Linked DNA regions of Mus musculus: region 1 is linked to region 2. The links are chromatin loops, found by intact Hi-C in ENCODE. Cell type or tissue: left cerebral cortex. All regions are shown on one strand. Links, peaks and the distances in the headings refer to the core of each region. The heading gives the core; the rest is flanking DNA.

Region 1 (10,357 bases), core at 3,139-8,138, 79 kb after region 2:
CTCATCAGTTGGAGCTCATCAATTAGGCTAAGCAGGTTGGGCAATGAGTCCCAGGCATCCTCCTGCCCCCACCTTCCCATCACTGGGGTTATAAGTGCATGCTCGTCATCACCCCTGGCACTTTCACGTCGGTTCTGAGGGATCAAACTCAGGTCCTTGTGTTTGTAAGGCAAGGGCTTTACTTGCTGAGCTGGCCTCCAGTGCCCAAGCTGTATTTTATGAGGCGATATCATATACTCTTCTGTATGGATTTATAATAACACCTTTCTTTTTATAGACATTCAGATTATTTCTGCTCTGTTCTTTTAAAAGTCTCATTGAGATTCCATCTCAGTTCAGTCAGGACAGTTATCATTAAATAAAGTAAACAAGGTCTGGCTAGATAGCTTCACAGGCGAAGGTGTGTGCCGTCAATTCTGATGAGCCGGGCTTGATTTCCACTGCTCACGTGGTGGAAGGAGGAAACAACTCCTTTAGTGTGTGCTGTGGTATGGACACACACACACACACACACACACACCACTAAACAAATAAGTAAAGAGGAAGTAAACAATAAGAAACATGGAAGGAAGGACGTGGGCACACACCATTTGTAGGGGGGTAACTTCCACCCACTATGGAAATTAGCATGGAGGGCCTAAAAATCTAAAAAGAGAACTACCCTAAGACCCAGTTACAGGGCCTCCGGGTATATTCCCAAAGGAAGTTAAGCAGGCCACAGAGCTCCCTGAATAATCCTGGTTACTGCAGCACTCTTGTGAATACAGCAGTCAAGCTATGGAAGCAGCCTGTGCACAGATTGACAGACAGACAGACAGACAGACAGAGAAACCACGATATGTATACATAGTAGTTGTATTTGGCCATAATGGAGATTGAAATTATACCATTTGCTGGAAGACATTGGCAGCTAGCGATCATTCTGTTACATAAAAGAAGCCAGACTCACAGAGAAAAACATTGTGGAGTCTAGATTTCATGGAGGTACATTAATATTGTATACACATAGGTATACATGGCATGAAAACAGAAGGGAGTCTTTGGGAAGGAAAGAGATAAGTGGATGGGGTGTTGGGGGTGAAAAAGGTCAAGCACACAAGGTACTCTAAATATATCTTTTAAAAATATTTAAAAATTTAATGAAAAAGATAATTACATTCCTCCCCTTCCATTCCTCCTTCCAACACTATCTCACCCTACCCATTGAAAGGGATCTTTATGGACTATAATACCAGATATAATGAATATACAGTGATAAAAATGTAAAAACAAATCTGTGCTTATGCAAATATTCCACGTCTGATGTCTTCAATATGTAGTCACCAGCCGTCTTGACCACTGAGCCGATGTGGTTACTAAGGAGAACACTTGTATTAAAGCAACTATGCAGCTGGTGGACATTCGTTGTAATATAACATGGCTCTGGGCTCCTATTACCCAACTGTCACCCAGGAGGCTTGTAAAATTTACATTTTTATTAGCAGAGTATGAGAATGCCCACCTCCTCGGCCCATTGCTAACAATGGCATTTATTAGTTTCTAATACAGTATATTTACTTGATAAGAAAAAAATGAAATGTAGTTTCTTTTTAACATTTCTTTGAATACTTGAGTTAGATGTATTCCCATATATTTTCTATGAAAAAAAAAGAAAATAGAAGGTTTACACAGGAAGTCCAGCAACCAAATAAGAAAAAAATCCAAGAAAGAGTCCAGAGAAAGCTAGAGAGGTAATTATGAATGAAGTAAGATTTTCCAGAAATGAAGGCTGTGAGTCCACAGGCCCACTAAGCATCCAACATGATGGTTAAAAATAGAGTCCCTGCTTGCTCCCGGATGCTGGTGTACTCATTTGTCAGAACTCACAATACGGTTGCTGTAGTTGACAACCTTTAAAAACCTCTTGGTTTAACAAAACCAAATTCTACTCTTCACTTCTGCATCTCAGGTGGCACTCTTCCCCCTTGTAAATATGCCACTTAGACTTGTCCCTGAGATAGTTGTCCTGGGGAAAAACAGAACTTCCTTAGTCTACAGATGACATGTGCCACTTTTAAAACAAAGTAATATTATTTATTTGTTTTACTTTCATGCATGTATACAATGTATCTTATTATAGCCACCCCTTGGTAACTTTCATTTTCCTCAGTACATCTCCCTCCCAATTTAATGTCCTTTTCTTTATTCTTTCTATAACTTACTGAGCTGATTAGTGCTGACCATAGGCTTTTGCATGTGGGGACCATCCACTGGGGCATTGAGAACCCAATGCTGGCCATGCTTCCAAATGATTCTCTCTTCCCTAGCAGCTGTCAGACTGCCCATAGCTCTCTAGCCAGGGCTGGGGCCTTAGCTACCCTTTCCCAGGTCCTTGGCCAGACCATGGCCCCAACCTAAAATAGGCAGCCTGCAGAAGCACTACCAAGGGCATGGACCTTGGGGCTTGTAAAGTGGCAGTCTTACACATTTTCCTTACGAGACTGGTTATAACGGAGGGGCAGAAAGCAAAATTGTTTTTATTTCTCAGTGTTATTAGTGAAAGTCAGACGACAATGAAGTACCACTTTAAAAATTTCCAAAGTAAGCAATTTATATCTAGAATTCTATTCCTAGCCAAGTTAATAATCAAGAGCCAGTGTAAAACAAATCCATTTTTAAACACCCAAGACATTAACTATCGGTCGTCTATTCTTTCTCTGTCAGCTAGCAGGGTGGAAAGCAAATCAGGAAACCCAGAATTCAGAGAATGGGTGGGGGACTTTTTAGGGTCTCTGTTGCTGTGGCAAAACACCATGACCAAAAGCAACTTGAGGGAGGAAAGGGTTTATTTTGCTCACACATTATAGTCCATTATTAAAGGAAGTCAGGACAGGAACTCCAACAGGGCAGGAACCCGGAGGCAGGAGCTGATGCAGAGGCCACGGAGGGTGCTGCTAACTATCTTGCTCACCATGGCTTGCTCAGCTTGCTTTCTTATAGCACCAAGGGTTATCAGCTGAGGAATGGCACCACCCACAATGGGCTGGGCTCTCTCACATCAGTCATCAATCAACAATCAACAAAATGTACCACGGGCTCCCTTACAGGCCAATGCAGTGGGGGATTTTCTTAGTTGCATTCCCCTCTTCCCAAGTGACTCTAATATAAATGTAACTAGCACAAGACTCAGTGTAGGAAAAATAAACCAGTTATCAGGGTCCAGGAAAGGTGGGTTTTTAGAAGGGAGCTGCACACGTGTCAGAGAAGAAAGACAGAAAAGTGAATGTGAACCCAAGAGAGGATTCTGCAGGGAGATGTAATTGAGACTCTTGGTGTAGCTGAATATGTTGGGAGGCTATTTAAACAACTGTCAACAAGTTACCAGGGAAAAGAAGAAAACGGTAAGAAAAAAGATATTACTAAATCTAGAGAAAGCAGAAAATGTGCAGAGAGGGAGTGGAATTATAATTTACCATATAATTCAGCTATGAATTGCATAACTGTAATCAGCATATATCCCAAATACTGACCTTATCAGAATTTTCTCCAAGTGTGTTGGGATGGGAGAAGAAGTGTGAGAAAATCAGGGAGGGAAATTAGTTCTCCTCTGGAGAGGTGGGTCTGACATTTGGAGCCCAGCATGGGACAAAGTGAAGAATTGGCTCTTCATAACATATATTCATGTGCTATCTGTAAGATTAAGGCTAAATAAAAACCAAACAGTAAAAGACAAAGTGTGTGTTGTATCTGGAATGTTATGGCCTAATTAAAAAGCCACTTATGACCTTCTACCCTATGCAGAGTTGTCAGTGACGTCAGCAAGGATGATCAAGAATGGAAGGAGTTACAGAGACAAAGTTTGGAGCTGAGACGAAAGGATGGACTATCTAGAGACTGTCATATCTGGGGATCCATCCCATAATCAGCTTCCAAACGCTGATGCCATTGCATACCCTAGCAAGATTTTGCTGAAAGGACCCAGATATAGCTGTCTCTTGTGAGACTATGCTGGGGCCTAGCAAACACAGAAGTGGATGATCACAGTTAGCTATTGGATGGATCACAGGGCCCCCAATGGAGGAGCTAGAGAAAGTACCCAAGGAGCTGGGGGGGATCTGCAACCCTATAGGTAGAACAACATTATGAACTAACCAGTACCCCCCGGAGCTCATGTCTCTAGCTGCATATGTATCAGAAGATGGCCTAGTCTGTCATCAGTGGAAAGAGAGGCCCATTGGTCGTGCAAACTTTCTATGCCTCAGTACAGGGGAACGCCAGAGCCAAGAAGCGGGAGTGGGTGGGGAAGCGTGTGGGGGACTTTTGGGATAGAATTGGAAATGTAAATGAAATAAATACCTAAGGGGGGAAAAAAGAAAAAAAAAGAAGAAGAATAAAAAGGCTAGAGGCCTTCACTCTGTATCTACTGACCATGATGTGGCCGTAGTCTCATTCAAGGCTCATCATGAGACTTGCACATTTCTGTTTTAAAAAAGTCCTGCTCTTCTGAAGGTCCCGAGTTCAAATCCCAGCAACCACATGGTGGCTCACAATCATCCGTAACGAAATCTGATGCCCTCTTCTGGAGTATCTGAGGACAGCTACCATGTACTTACATATAATAAATAAATAAACCTTTGGAAAAAAAAGTCCATTCAAGTGGAGGCTAATATCACCGTGCCCCCGTTACAGCCTTAAGAGAAAGCTGAGAGGCAGGGTGGTGGTAGCCTGCTGCTTTTATCCATAAATCGGATAAAAGCGGGTGAGTTGCCTGGGAGGTACCTCCCAGCTTCAAGTCTCCGTTACTGGTCGAGTAGACAGCACACCTGGACTGTCTGCCTTCTGAGGCCTCGCCACACTGCCTGGTTATTTAAGGTGGGCAGGTGCCGAACCTGTAAGAACCGGATGTTAGACTAGTTTCTTCTCCGGCCACAATATCTGCTGTAGCCTCCTCCTCACTTTCATAAGACAGGTGCGCTGCTGAGACATTGTCCCCGAGGCCCTAGCTAGCAGACAGGCTAGGTGACTGGCATCGCTCATCTGGAAGAGAGGTACGTTAAAGCCGTGCATCTTCCCCCTCCTCTGACTGCAGCCTGGTGATCTCGAGCCAGGCAGTACTTGCCTGCCCCCAAGCCCATCCTCAGAGGGGATCAACAGAGGGGGTCCCACTCCTCTGCCACGTGAACTCTGATTTCTCTCCAGAGACTCAACTATGCTGTATCTCTTTGGTGCTGCATCCTGCGCACCCTTCAGAGCCTCTGCCATGCTGTTGCCTCTGTCTGTCTGCCTGCAGCGCCAATAATTCTCTCAAAAATTCCTTTCTCCTCGGTAGTCTATCTCAGGGTTCTCTTGAACTTCTCTTCTCCAGAAGCTAACAAAGGCCAAGTGGGTAAGCTTGGAGTTGGCTGTGGTTGTTGGCACAACAGTAAACTTATTCGACCTAGTTCAAATAACAATGTAGAGTTTTTTACATTTTAGTATTACTCACACACACACACACACACACACACACACACACACACACACACACACACACACTTTCAAATGATGAACCATTTCAGGTGCAATCAGTCCTTCTGAATACGTACGTATCTTTTCCCTCACCAGAGAAAATTACTTTTCCAAATTTGACATATTGTTTACATGCTTTCTGTATACGTAATTATTTTCTGCACATCCAATCTTTTAATTCTAAAGGACTTCATCATCATCATCATCATCACTTGTCACACGGATGTCTTGCAAGGTTTATGTATGTGCACCGTGAGCCTGCCTGGTACTCACTGAGGCTAGAAGAGGGCACGGGGTCCTCTGGAAGTAGTTACAGGATGGTTGTGAACGGCCACATGGGTGCTGGGAATCTCCCATGAGGATGACAGAAATTGAACTTGGGTCCTCTGGAAGGGCAATAAGTGCTCGTTAGTGCTGAGTCATCGCTCCATTTAAAAATTTAAACTCCAACATCTCTTTCCCCAATTCACCCCCCCCCCTCCACGCACACACATACTTAACATACCCATCTTTTTGCATTTGCCTTTCCTCACTGTTGTCTAGAATTCTGTTGCTAACCCAGTGAAGGTTTCTGGCCACTGGCCATCCATCTTTCCATGTTCTTCTCTCAGCCCCATGCCATTAGCAGGATGCTGAGGTGTTCTTACTTGTGTGCTTTGTCAGAACCTATGAGCCCAGAAGGCGTAGGCGCCTGGACCCTGGCCTCTCAGATAAACTGGCATTTTCGTGAAGCTCAGTCCATACTTGTTGAATAATTGAGGTTTGCCTCAAGATCCCCATCATTATATCCAGTTCTAGATTCATTTCCCTTTCGTTTCTCAAATGTCTAAAAGTCCCTGAGGACAGAGGGGCTAGTCCAGGACAATGCACACTGCAAATGTGTAAAGAGGAAGAATTTGGGGTACGGAGCGTCTTCCTTCCTGTGTGCAATTGGGTCAGGACCTCTGTGACCCATGGGTCTGCCCTGCTATGAGCTTTGACAGGACAGTGGTGAAGGCAGAGGCCTAGACAGGGATGAGCGTCCTCATTACGAAGGTCAGATGACTCTTGGCTTTTGCTAGTTCTTGGAACCCTGCCTAGTTGGTGTGCCCCACTTGCTGCTGTTGTAGTGCCCACCCTCCTGTCTAACTATCTTATTTGGAAGAGCTGGGGTAGAAGAATCTCTCTGCTCAGGTGGAAACTTCAGAGAGGTTATGGCCTTCCCAGCAGCTACCGAGAGACACTTCCAGGCAGAGCTGAAGGCTTAATTCACTCACCCAGAATCAAGAGCCTGCTGAGCTGATCAATTCTGTCTTGTTTACAGTTGCTCTAGGCCTGCTGGGCCCCAGGCTTTGCTAAGCCGCTTACCTCTACCTCCCCTGTGGGGGGCCAGAAGCCACACCGCAGTTCCCGTCCTTCTTCCCAACCAAGTTGGAACAGTGTCCTTTGTGGAAACCTCTTGAGTGCAAAGGACAGACACACCACAGAAACACGCCCCAAGGGTGCTGTTTGCAGGGGTAGTGGGTCTACAGATTTTCCCACCAAGATCCTGGAGCAGGGCCAGTTTGGAATTGCCCCTATCATGAGAAGGGAACAGATGACCACAGAATGAATCGTCTGTCCTCCCCTCTCTAAGCCTTTGGTTTCAGAGGCTGTGCGCTCATTGTCGGGCGCACCTCCTTTCCAAACCAGAAATACGTGGGAAAGCGAGGTCTTCTGGACATTGGAAACCAGCAACAAATAGCTCACAAAACCGCTACCCTTGCTCGAGCGACCCCTGCTATGAAGCTCCTGGAGCAGAGCCCAGAAAGTGGCTCAGGCTGGCCCCCAAAATAGGCTTCCTTACAGAAAGAAAGAGTGTGAAAAGGAATAAAAGTGTGTGTGTGTGTGTGTGTGTGTGTGTGTGTGTGTGTGTGTGTGTGTGTGTGTGAGACAGAGAGAGAGGGAGAGAGAGAGAGAGAGAGAGAGAGAGAGAGAGAGAGAGAGAGAGAGAGAGAGAGAATCTTCCCAGAGGCACTAATTTGCAGAGTGATTTCTACTGTTGCTCGCTTAGCTCAGGTTTAATTATCTGTGAAAATGATGTTACCAGCTGACAAGCGGCAGAGCTGTCAAGAATTTCACCACCATTTTCACGCCCAAGAAACTTATTTCAGATCCAAATGACCACTGTGCACTGTTGATTTTACCTTCCCTAAGGCTGTCAATAGAAGGACTCAGGCTCGGGTGGCCCCGGCAAGACTCCCTCTGAGGGAGTCCCTGTTCTGACCTTGCTTTTTCTAGGAACCCTTTCTGGTTCTAGAAAGCCTGTTACCCACAGAGTCTCGCCTCGTGCCAGGTACCTTGGTCCTTCTGTGGCTGTTCAGGGTACTCCCAACCTCTGAACAACCCTATTCGGCAGACATTGTCACCAACTCTTTTACAGATCAGCCGCATGAAAGCTAGGAGGGCTGCCTGGGGGAAGCAGCTGCCTCAGATGGTATGATCCAAGCTCATGTTCTTTTTGTCCTTTTAGCTGTTTGTCTGGTTTTCATCTCAATGTCGACTGGGAGAGTTACTAAGAGTCCCCAGAACCGCGTTCATATCTCACCATCCCTCACTTGTGCCTTGTGCACCTGGTGGCTGGCTTAACTTCCAGCTGTCACTCAACATTTCATTTCTCCTGAATACCCCGGAGACTTCTCTAGCTTGATAAGGACATAACTTTACTTCAAATCCAGCACCGTGATCTCCATTTCTGTAAATCGTTCCATTATCAATTCCCCACTAGCCCAAGCCAAAAGCTGTCTGTCACAAAACCCCATTGCTCCTTTTCACTCTTCCATCACATTCTAATGATCAGTCTCTGGCCAAGGTTCCTGCGTCAGCCTCCTCACTGGTCTCCGCTCCTGCCCTTTCCTGCCCTTTTGCTTCCTGTATACAAATAATGCAGGTTCAGAGCTCCTCAATGGCCTTGAGTGTCAGTGCATAAATTCAGAGGCCCACAGGGATTCCTTCTGAGTGCCTCCTCCCACGCTCATCTTGAATCACCTGCAATGTTCTAGCTACATTGACATCCTTCGTGTATCTTAACCACACCAAGGATTATGTTTAGGTATGAATTATCTCCTAAAAAGGTTTGTGTATCGCAGGTCCAATCCCTTCCGGAGACGAGGCTTTGACTTCTGAGCTGATGACTACATGGAGGATAAAGACATCATTTGATGGCATTATTGAGATGTGATGAAAACATTGGGGGGGGGACCAAGTTAGAGGAGGTGCATCATTGAAGATGCCACCTCTAATGACATCGTACGTCGTCCTGTATGTGATCTCTACTAATCCGTGACTTTCTGCAGAGAATCCCAGACTGACGAGTTGGGGTGCAGTTGTAACTTTCTGGGTGTGGCTGACGTCGAAGGTGATGGATGGATCATGACTTTAGTATTTTCTTGCCCAGTGGTCCTGCCCTCCCATCTTATGTAATATAAAAAAGATATTTAATAATTTCTGACCAACTATCACATGAGGGGGCCTATCCTGAGAGTCCTTCTAGTTTATTTCAGCTCCGCCCCCACACTCTTCATCCTCATCCTGGACCAACTTTTTTCTATAGCATGTATTAGTCTGAGACATATTAAATAGCACTGTAGCCTCCCTCCAGTGAAATGTACACTCCTCCGTGGGAACAGGAACTCGTTTTTGTGTTTGGTCACTGCTACAAACCCTAACATCTTTGAGAGTCTGGAGAGTGCGTGTGCTTAGAAACCACCGTTGAACAAAGGAATTAGATGCCACGAAAGAGACAATGAGCTCCACTTCTTTCTAAATAAGCTTAAGAGAATGAAAAGGTGAACAAAACCTTAAATTAGTCCTTTAATATCTGTAACTGTGAAAATGGGGAATAAATCCTCACCAATAAACAATTATTTAAATAGTTAAATAAATGTTATAAATAACATGGTCATATAGTAGACCAGAGTAAAACCATTAAAATTTAAACTTCAGAAGAGCATTTGATAATATGGAACGTGTTAAGGATACTTCACTGCAAGAGTATTAAAGAACGTGGCTGCAAACGTGTAAAATGTATTTGTATGATGCACCAACATGGCAGGAAGAAAGGGATTACATGTTATTGGAATTCCTGTGCTACCTCCTGGTGGGAACCTCCTTTGAAGGCAAGAAAGAGGGAGCGATGGATTGTTCTGTAGGCTTTGGGGACTGGAGAACTGATCTCCTCCCAAGGACGCTGTCAAGCATCTTCACGCCCTTGGGTGGACCCCATTTTAGCTTTAGGTTTGGTCATGTGATTTGCTTCCACCCATGGCTAGTGAGCTACACTCAGTGTTGATGCTTTCTTTGGGTTGTGTTTTATTTCACAGAGCTGGGGATTGAACCCAGGGCCTTATGCATGCAAGGTAAGTTCTACCATTGAGCTACACTCCTAGCTCATTGGGGGTGTTAGATTAATTTTAAAATATTAAAATGAGCTTCATTTTTTTTCCCTTTTAACCTGTAAAACTATTTCTAATAGAAACATCAAATTGTAGTATGTATAGTTTGCATTGTCTTTTTATTGGGTAGCTGTCTTCCACCCCCTGATAACCATGGAATCAGCGCAGACAAAATGGTCCTTGCTTTACACCACTAATTTTGAGATGTTTTGTATGTGGCAAAAACTACATTACCAGAAGTATTCTGTATTGTCTAGATCCTACCAGGTCATCTCCTTAGGTTGCCATGGGGAACAATCCCTCAGCTTGTGGCCCTGGGGAGCCCTGTAGAAGCTCTCCTTCCTCCCACTCATGGCCACTTTTCTCTCTGCTCTGTCTATGCTTTCTCATTCCATAGAATTCTGTTGCAGGGTGGGGGTGGGGGGCGACAAATACCACTCTGTTATCTATGACAAGAT
Region 2 (10,357 bases), core at 1,949-6,948:
CCAATTTTCTCATGGCTACGAGAAAATCCCCTACAAATACAATTAAGGAAGGAAAGTTTATTTGACTCGTGAGTGTGCATCATGGTGGGGAGGCCTGGGAGTGACGCGTAGGGCAGCTGGCCTTGTGTTGTCTGCAGCCAGGAAGGAGAGGTGATCAGCTTACCTCTGCCTTTTAGCAAATTATTACAGGGAGCTGAGGAGCTGGGTCAACAGTTGAACTCCACGTGATAGGAGAGAGCTGAGTCTCACAAGCTGTTCTCTGAGTTCCACACATGTACTACACACATGCACATTCACTGTAAAAGGAAAGAAATGTTAAAATTGTAAATAAGTATTTATTTTATTTTATGTGTATGAATGTTTTGCCCACATACATGTATATGTGCTCGGTGCCCACCGAGGTCAGAAGAGGGCATCAGACCCCCTGAAACTGGAATTATGAGTGGCTGTGAGCCACCTCATAGGTACTGGGAACCAAACACTGGTATGGGGGGGGGGAGTCTTCCTGTAGAGTCCACTTGGCAGAACTCTTGGTTGTAGCAGGAGAAATGTTCATTTCGCTTTCCTCCAGAACATACGCACCATTTGAGATCAAGTTATCTCTTCACAGTTAGTCTGATTAACTGAAGAATGGCAATGCTGCTCTTAGGGCCTGAGGAGGGGCAACATGATGAAGGTTAAGGGTGGAAGAGAATAGTCCAGAGGGGACCAACTCCCCTGCTGCCCTGAAGCCCAGAACTAGGTGGAGGGTATCTGTTCTCTCCCCGAGATTCCAGGGTGGCTGGCCCTTCTCCTCCATGGTTCTTCAGATGCATTTAGCACATGGTCTTGGTCCACGTCCTCCTGGCATCCACCATCTACTGTTTGGGCTATAGTCTGTGTTTGTGTCTAAGGGTGAGGGTGGTAGAGTGTTTTCCATTCCTGGACCCTGGATCTACAGTCAGGGTCTCATCTTTGGCATTGTGCTGGACACCTTTACCAAGTCATTGGCATCTCCATGCCTCTGTTTCTCTCATGTGAACATGGAAACCATGCCATTGGCTGGCCAGTCGCAATGCCAGCCTCTCTTCTAGAGGTAGAGGCAAAATGGCTGTTATTGGAAGAGCTTTGTTAGTGGAGCATGGTGCCAAGTGAGAAGGCTTTCTCCTTGTAAGGACTGTCCTTCACCATACTCCCTGCTCTTTCTCAGAGCTGGGCCAAAGCGACATTAGTACACTGCAGAGCAGACAGGGGGAGGTCAACAAATAGCTGTTGAATGTGATCATCTCCTGCTCCCGCTGACTCTTTGTTAACACTTGTCTGGGGCCTCTGCAGGACTAGCCTGTGCTAGTGACGGAGCCACTCAGGGTGTACGTGACCACGGAAGGCTTCAGAGCCTTGCCAGGAGAGTATGATGAACCCCAGCCATGCCCCAAAGTTCAGTGTATTTTGGAGGCATGGAAACAGGGTGAGTGAATGACTGAGGTGAGCTAGTGGCTCCTGGGACCCACCTCACTAATTGGACAGAGGTAGGGTAGGGCAAAGGAAACTTACTGGTTTCTTCTAAGAACCTCCAGAGGAAGTAGCTTCCAGGAACAGGTGAGCTGAGGGTGGGCTAGGCTTGCCGAGAAGGCGGTCACAGAACATTACAGACACCTGAGGGTTAGTTGTTTCTGACGCTGAGGTGGCCAAATGCCTTCAGGGTGGTTCATTTCCCTTGATGACAGATCAGTTAGAGGTGTTTATTTATGTACTACACACAAAAGGGAGACATTTTAGAGAAACCCTAAGTAGAGATTTCTGTACCTTGCATCTGATAGAGATGCCCAGCCTTATTTTTTTTTTGGACCTGGAACTTAGAAATGGGGAAGAGGTGGGGGCAGGACAGAGAGAGCAGGCATCGTGATCCAACGTAGCTCAGTTTAGAATTGAGTTCAGCTGCAGCTCATTTCCTTTCGGCGGATGGTCCACTGCCCAAACTGAGCTCCCATTTGCTTGCTATTATTGTGGATAACTGTCATGCTCCCAATACTTCCACTTGGCCTCAGCTTCAGAAGTGACTGCAGCGAGTGTCAGGCATCCAACCACTGATCTAACTTCTCAGTATACCCATCTACTGGGAGTGAGGGGCAAGGGCTGCACCTTCCTGCCATTTAACTGGACAGCCAGTGTGGGCCTTCACATCCTCCTTCAGCTCCAGAAGCCTCCAACATGACCCTAATAGGAGGAAGGAAGGGAGGTACTGAACCCTTTAGTCCCATTTCCCAGTGGAAAACTGAGGCACTTATAGAACCGAGGGGGGGGGGAACCCTGAGATTTGGCAAAGAGTGGCTGCCATCTTCTGTGTGTGTGTGCATGCTTGTGGGTGTGTGTGTGTGTATCTCTCTGTGTGTGTGTCTGTGTGTGTGTGTTCCTATTCCTTCCTCACTCCCCAAGAGGGACAGCCTAGAGATGACATGATTTAAAGAGGCCCCCCCCTTTTTTGAGGAGTATTAGGCACCTTTCATAGTGTTTCTTCTTCTTCTTCTTATTACGTATTTTCCTCAATTACATTTCCAATGCTATCCCAAAAGTCCCCCATACCCTCCCCCCCAACTTCCCTACCCATCCATTCCCATTTTTTTGGCCCTGGCATTCCCCTGTACTGGGGCATATAAAGTTTGTGTGTCCAATGGGCCTCTCTTTCCAGTGATGGCCAACTAGGCCATCTTTTGATACATATGCAGCTAGAGTCAAGAGCTCCGGGGTACTGGTTAGTTCATTAATCTGATGTGCTTATCTATAAATAGGAAATGCCAGTCATCTCTATCTTTCAGCCTTGTTGGGCGTCAGGGGAGGTCATTGAGGTTACTGGGATCTAAATGTCAGAATCTGTTCCTAAACTTCAGTGAACACAGAAGACATCAGTCAACAGTGCCCACTCGGTGGAGAGCACACATGAGGTACTGACCCAGACCCCTCACTGTTCCCATCAGTGGGAGGAGCCACATCCATTATCCTTCACACAAGCTGATCTACTGTGGGTCGGGGCTCTGTTACATTGAATTTCCTAGCCACGTTACTACAGTAGGGGAGGGAGCTAGCTGTGCGTGCCTACCGCATGCTGAGTTTGTTACATGACTCTTAATCTTCATGGTTCCAAGAGGATTGTTAACCGCTAAGGAGTTGCCTACCTGGCTCTCTTTCTCAGTTATTCTCAGCTCTCAGGGCATCTGCCTCCACTCTGAACAGAGAGCTTTGCCTCAGAGCCTGCCCGCAGCTGTTCTCTTTCTATGGTGGCTGCTCCCTTGGAAGGCCATTTCCCTTCCCATGCCATACACTGCTGCCAACCCTTAGATCAATTCCCCAGGCTGCAGACTAAACAGTCAATTACCAATTACCTCCCAGAATTTTCCTCTTAGCCACATCCAATTCCCCATATTCAAAATAGAACTTACCGTCTTCCTCATATACGTTCTCCCCATCCCTGGTTTAATGAGTAACACACCATCAAGCTCGCCCCCTCCCCACAAGCTGGAGCTGGGACTTGATTGAGAATTTCCCATTCCTGCCTCCTCGCCACACCCACTCTGTAAGCAAGTCCTGCTGACCTGCTCTCTACCACATCTCTTCCTCCATTCGGCTTCTTGTCCTGGTTCTAATTTAGACCCTCATTTTCTGTTGGCCTTCAGTCTTGTTTCCCTGAGGATCAACTTCTGTTCCCTTTCCATCAGAGTAATGCATTCGTGAATCTGTAAAATAGCTCGCTGCTTGTCTAGCTTCCTGTCATGTTTAAAGGAATGAGAAACCATAGGCTTATCCTCTCAGCCTTTTCTGGCTTTTCACCTTCTCTCTCCCCAGATGGGTCAGAGCATCTTTAGCCCCAGCTGTCTTGACTGACACACCTATAGTCCACTTGCCTGTCAACTAAACGTCTTCTCAGCTTGAGGGTCACATCTGTCGGGCAGATCCTCCTGATTCACCACCTCTGCACAGCCTCACAATAGACACACATACAGGCATACATGCACACACATGCACACGTACACGCACACATTCACATTTACACATGCACACTTACACTCACACACAAACACACACATACACACATGCATGCGCAAGTGCACACACACGCTTACTTACATTCACATATGTGCACACATGCATGCATGCACTCATACATACACATACAGGGACACACACACATGCATGCACCCCTCCCAGGAGTTGTCCAATCTCCTCACCTGGTTGAAACTCTCTTGGGAGTGATGGTCAAGTCTTAGTGATATGTTTCCCTGGCGTTCATCGTGGCGTTTAGCACACAAAGAGAATTCAACCCGTGCCTACTGAATAAGTGAGTGAAGAAGTTACAGAAAATGTAAACCCAGGCTAAACCCAGAGCAGAGGGGAGCCAAACTCTGGGTCCTTCCACTAGAGGGCACTCTCGCCGTGCTCTTCCTAGGCTCCTCAACCAGCTGTGAGAGAGGCTGGCAGAGGCACTCAGGATCTGGCAGCCTGGCTTCTTGCTGGTCTCCTGTCAGTCTCTTCAGATGCATCCTTTTTTCTCTATGTACTCTTCTCTCACGCCATGCTTGACACACATAATGTTTGGCTACAGCAAATACAGACCCTTTCTCACTTCTTAGTTCTGACCAGAAATGGTTTAAATCATCAGTGAATATTAATTATTGACAAGCTTTGAGGGTTCCAGCCTTCCTGCTGCTTTAATGTTTCTGAGCAACATGAGGCATTACTTTGCTATGTTAGTGGACATATGCTTTTGGTAGGAGGGTTGGGGTTGCCTGAGAGACCCTCAAATTGAACATGTTCCCAGGGTTGCCAGGCAATGCTTAGCCTTGACCAGGGCACATATCCATCAGTGCACATCTCGCGGCACACGCCTAGATGTGAAATAAGTGTCACTTGTAGTCTTCAGCCTCATTCGTAACGGCCCCTCTTCATGGTCCATGGGCCCAGCTGGGAAACTACACTTACATTCTTGCGTTCAGTACTGTGTGCTTCTCTTTAGAGACATTGGGGATTATGCAAAGGGCCATTCTCAGAATGATCCAGGTGGTGGGAGTGGGCAACTGGGACATCAGTGTCAGCAAAGGGGCTGCAGAGGAAAGATGCTGTGTTGGGGGCTTTGTCTCTCTTCACCTCATGACGCGGGGTTAAAGTTTATGATTTAATTCCAAGGGCATTCCTAGAACTTGTTTGTAGGGCAGAGACAGGGAAGTGGGAGACTAAAGGAAGTTTAAAAGCCATGAACTAAGTAAGATTAGTGTTTTTGTTGTTTGTTTTTCCTTTTTGTTTTAAATCAGGAGGCTGGTGGGGTGGGTATTGTGGAGAGGGGTCCAGCCTGCTAGGCTGGAAACAGCCAAAGAGAGAGTTTTAGGAGGAGGCTCTACCTTGGTCAAAGGGAAACATGGGAAAAGAAGATTATAAAAATACCTATGGTTTATTATTTGATTGCTTTTTAATAATCTTAAAAAAATCCCAGAACATTTTGATTGTCTCCCATTCTTGGTTGTTAGAGTCTTGTTTAAGTGAGACTTTATTGAGTCAGGAGCACAGGGAACTCTGGGATTGTATGGGTTAAGTGAGGAACATGGTGTAACAACTATCCAGTTGTTCAAGGGTGCCTGGTCACCCTTGAACAATCCCCACTGTCTCCAAAAAGATATTCAGAATGAAACATGAGAATTTAAGTGTAGTTTCCCAGCAGGAAGCCCCATGGAGCACTGTGAAGGGTAGCTGTTATGAATGAGGCTAAATGTTCACATAGTATTCTTTAAAAAATAACAGTGAAGCCCATTTCACAAGGGCAGGATGCCTCCTTTATGACGTGAAAGCCACTGAGTTTGACTGAGCATCTCTGGAGGAGATCCTGTGGCTTCTACAATCCCTTTCGATCCTGAAGTCTGTGGCTTCCTTAAAACGGCAGGTTACCAGGCCAGCGGGGTGTTTTACCTGCTGCATCCGGAGACCAACGTTAGTGTGTGCCAAGGAGGGGTGCACAAGGAGATGGTGGGCTTCTGGTCTGCCTGATGGGGAATCCTTTCTAGTAGCTAAGTTAACTCCAGGATCCTGTCACCCTTCCTCCTGACCACTAAGGGGTCATCCTGCATCACCTGCGTAGAATCAGAACCGTTTTAGCTTCACAAACATCTGCTGAAAACATCCTATGTTTTGCAACAGAGTCGGTGCTGCCAGTGTTTCTGAAGCACAGTGACTTAAGTTCAACTCTGTGAGAGGCAGAGCTGTGGAAGCAAATGGCTGTCAAGATGTCTGTGAATGGCTGGAAATATGCACCGGAAGGCAGTGATAACAGGCAAGGGGATGCTTTGCTGAAAAGCCTGTGTGTGTGTGTGTGTGTGTGTGTGTGTGTGTGTGTGTGTGTGTGTGTGTGTGTGTCTGTGTTTGAATGTTCCTGCATGTGTGTACATATGGAAGTTAGTGGACAATCTCAGGTGTCATCCTTAGGAATACTACCCACCTTCTTGGAGACATGGCCTTTCATTGACCTGGAGTTCACCATTAGACTAGGCTGGCCAGAGGGCCTTAAGGATCTCCCTGCCTCTGCCTCCCCAGCACAGGGATTCCAACTGTGCACCATCACACCCAGCATTTTTGCCTGGGCTCTGGGAATTGACTTGGGCCAAGTATTTTCCAGCCGTGTTCAGTAAAGAGCGAGTGGGGCTTCCCAAGCCAAGAAAGACAGGGAAAGGGCACGCTACAGAATAAAGACCAACTGTGCAAGGCCAGGTAATGACTGAATGGGAGATCTAGAGCCAAGGAGGAGTTAGGAGCATCCTGGCATCCTTAAATCTCAGTGCTCTTTGTTGGATCTACTGCGCCATTCTTGATGTTTTTATTTTATGGGGCTGATGTTGGTGTTCTGATCAGAAATGCATTAGGGCTGTGTGTGCACATGTGAGTGTGTGTGTATATGTATGTGTGTGGATGTATGAGTGTGTGTGCATGGGTGTGTGTGCATGGGTGTGTGTGCATGTGTGTGCATATATGTGTGTATGCATATGTGAGTGTGTGTGTGTGTGTGTGTGTGTGTGTGTGTGTGTGTGTGTGTGCTTGCGTGTGTTTTCATTGATGGTACAGTGAAAGTGGTAGCTATGGACTCACTGCCCCTCTGTCTCCTCTGTGTGGGTTCACTCTGGGATGTTCTCTTCCTCTGGACACATTCTGTTGGACACATTCAATTTGGGATTTTAAAAGGTTACTAGGTTAAAGCTGTTCTTACGGTTTAGATTTGTTTCGGGTCTTTGGATAGAAAAATTCCCTTGCTATTTGTTTTTCAAATTTCTCCCTTCTCCCTCTCAGATTCCATGCTTGTTTAATCTTGTTTAAACAATTAGAGTCACTTTGAGGAAGCCACAGTTGGAGCACTTTGGGGAGGGGGCTGGGGCTGACATCGAACTGTTCTCGCTTCTTCTAGGGCCTTTCCCACACTTTGCTCTTCTGCCAGCTGATTATCACACGTGAGAAGGCACCAGGTGACACAGCTCCTCTCCAAGGGCCAGCTCCTTCTGGATGCTGGGTGGCAAAGGCTTGCCCTTCCCATGTGCGAGAAGAGGAGTGTTTTTGTTTTGTTGTTGTCTTTTTTTTTTTCTTTCTTCACACATTTAATTAAAACTCTTGGGCCTGATTTAGGCAAGACTGTGAGAGAGGCAATGTGAGGCCTGGGCAGATGACAGCTGAGAGAGTCTCTGTTCCATCCTGTTTCCTCCAGGGCGCAGCTGGGTCTAGCCTGGGCAGAGACCCTTTGGTTTAAGGCATGCAGACACCTTCTTCCTCCCCTGCTTCACGTCTGCTGGGGCCTCAGCTTCTTGGAGTTGGTCTGTGACTCCTGATGGCTGGGTGGTGGGGGCAGGAGCTTCCACACACCACTGATACCAAGGGCTGGTAAGGCAGTTTCCTGGAGCCTGGTGGAGCCTGAGGGCTGAAGTTTAGGATGCTTGCAGTAGGAGTGTGAAACCCAGTGATTCATGGGCAGGTGTGAGAAATTGGGCCAGGCGTGTTTAAAATGTGGCTTGCTTAGTTCTTGTGATAAGGATCATCAGTACCTTCCTTTCACTGGCTACATTACGCCCATCCTCAGGAGGTTGAAACTGAGGCTTGAGCAGTCTCCTTAGTTAAAGAAATGGCTTTGGTTCCTGGAGTGATAGCCGGCTAAGTTTAAAACCTCGTGCTATTCCATAACCATTTACATGGGTAGAGTGGAGGTAATGGCTTGAAAGTCACAACGATTTTCCAGCCCACCGTCAAATGCAATCTACTGAATTTCCTCAAACGAACAAGGAACAGTCCTCTTCCAGCAAACATACGACTGCAGTCTATTCATGCAACATGAAACCACAAACACAAGCATCCTGGGTCATGAAAAGCAGCTGCTGGAAGACACAGGCTCCGTCTGGGGTTTTCCCATTAATCGTTTCTACCCATTCATTTATTTTGGGTTAGGCTAGTTCTGGCTAACAGACAAGTGCTAACAGGCACCAAGGTGGAGCAAAAATGTACGAGAGTCTCCAGCTGAGAAAAGTCTGTATGTTCACATATTTTTAGTTTACTGGGAAGGATGGTGCTATTTATTTTAAACAGTGCACCCCCACCCCCCAAGGCATACTTCCTCAGCAACAGCCTCTAAGAATCTTCAACTTGGAGCCACACTGGGCATGAATAGGGGAAGCAGGTGTGTGCAAAGGAGGGCTTGTCCCAAAGTGTGGATCTTGCTTCTGAGCCCTGGGTGAAGTTGCATACCGTCTCATAGCCAATCAATCTTCTATGTCCTTTCTGCTCAGGTTATCGTCAAAATGAGCTGCAATGTTCAAGTACACCGATCGGCTTATGACTTTGGCCTGAGAGTGCCAGGGCAGGGTATAGGTAGGCAGACACTATCTTTCTAGAATTTTAGAACTGGTTGGGGAGGTAATGCCTCAAGTGGATTTCCTAGAAGATTGTCCTTTTCCTAGAAAGTTCTAGAACAGTCACAGACTCACACACTGTCTTACTCCTGTCTTGGTCACATTCTTGTTGCTGTGATAAAACACCATGACCAAAGCAACTTATAAAAAAATAAGTATTGAATTGGCTTACAGCTTAAGAGGATTCAGCATCCACCATGGCGAGGCAGTAGAGGAAGTAGCAGGCATGTTGGCTACAGCAGCTGAAATCTCACATCCTTGGTCTACAATCAGGAGGCAGAGGGCACACTGGGAATGTTGAAAGCGTTGCAAACCTCAAAGCCTGCGTCCAGGGACATGCATCTTCCAACAAGGCTCACTCTTTCCCAACAGCTTTACCAACTGGAGACCAAGTATTTTAACATAGGAGCCTGTGGGAGCCAGTTGTATTCAAACCACACACTCCGCTCCCTGGCCTTCACAGGCTTGCGATCAGGGCACAGTACAAAATACTTTCAGTGACTTCAGAAGTCCCCAGAGTCTTCCAGTCTCAACACTGTTTAAAAGTTCAAAGTTCAAAGTCTCTTCTGAGACTCAAGACTCTTAGTTACCCCCCCCACCCCCGGTAAAAATGAAAAGCAAGTTATAGAGGCACTGGCTGCATGTGAAGGAGGACTGGGAACCTTCCGAACATCCTCCTCACCGGTACACCAGGGGTTAGAAAAACTACAGTAGGCAAAGAACTTGCATGAAGATCAGGCCTGAAGTATATTAATGTCAGAGATCTAGCTGGAGAAGTCTGATCACCGGTCATCAAGGAGTCTGGCAAGATGGCGTCTCCCAAGAGCATGCCGAAAGATGCACAGATGATGCCACAAATCCTGAAGGATATGGGGATTAAAAAATGTGAGCCAAGAGTCATGAACCAGCTGCTGGAGTTTGACTTCTAATATGTGAGCACAATTCTAGATGATGCTAAAATCTATTCCAGCCATGCTAAGAAAGCTACTGTTGATGCAGATGACGAACGCTTGGCAATCCAGTGCCGTGCTGACCAGTCTTTCACTTCTCCTCCCCCAGGAGATCTTTTATTAGATATTGCAAGGCAAGAAAATCAACCCCTTTTGCCATTGATCAAGCCGTTTTCGGGTCTTAGATTGTCACCTTATAGATATTGCTTAACTGCTCCAAACTACAAAAAAAAAAAAAAAAAAAAAAAAAAAAGGCACCTACTCCTGCAGGAAGAATAACAGTTCCAAGGTTAAGTGTTGGTTCAGTTTCTAGCAGACCAAGAAGTACTCCCACAGTAGGCACACCAACTCCACACACCATGTCTGTTTCAACTAAAGTAGGCATTTCAATGCTCCCCCCCCCCAAGGCAGAGGTTTACCGTACAGATGCCTGCTTCTCTGTCCCCTGATGTAAAAGCTTCCATTCCTGCAACATCAGCAGCTCTGAATGTTCTTATTAATCCATTG

What was found. Peaks named below come from ENCODE experiments on the same cell type or tissue, not always from the same donor. Only the 100,000 strongest peaks of a DNase experiment are listed, where the experiment ranks them.
Region 1: it touches region 2 in a loop (2.5-fold over the local background); 2 of 42 quality-filtered maps call a loop at or near these places.

The regions. Positions count from the first base shown.
Region 1 is chr3:102,608,353-102,618,709 of GRCm38, reverse strand. No RefSeq gene overlaps it. Among named protein-coding and RNA genes, the nearest start is that of Gm40112, 81 kb to the left of the region's middle. In left cerebral cortex, for the core only: no CTCF peak of the experiment used is centred there; no DNase peak of the experiment used is centred there.
Region 2 is chr3:102,686,055-102,696,411 of GRCm38, reverse strand. Gm40112 (a long non-coding RNA gene) reads right to left here and starts at 2,099. Exons shown (of 3, transcript XR_867534.3): 1 at 1,786-2,099; 2 at 1,534-1,695; 3 at 1-296. It also overlaps the pseudogene Gm19202. In left cerebral cortex, for the core only: a CTCF peak has its summit at 4,383 (motif pointing right); DNase peaks (open chromatin) are centred at 1,969 and 4,418.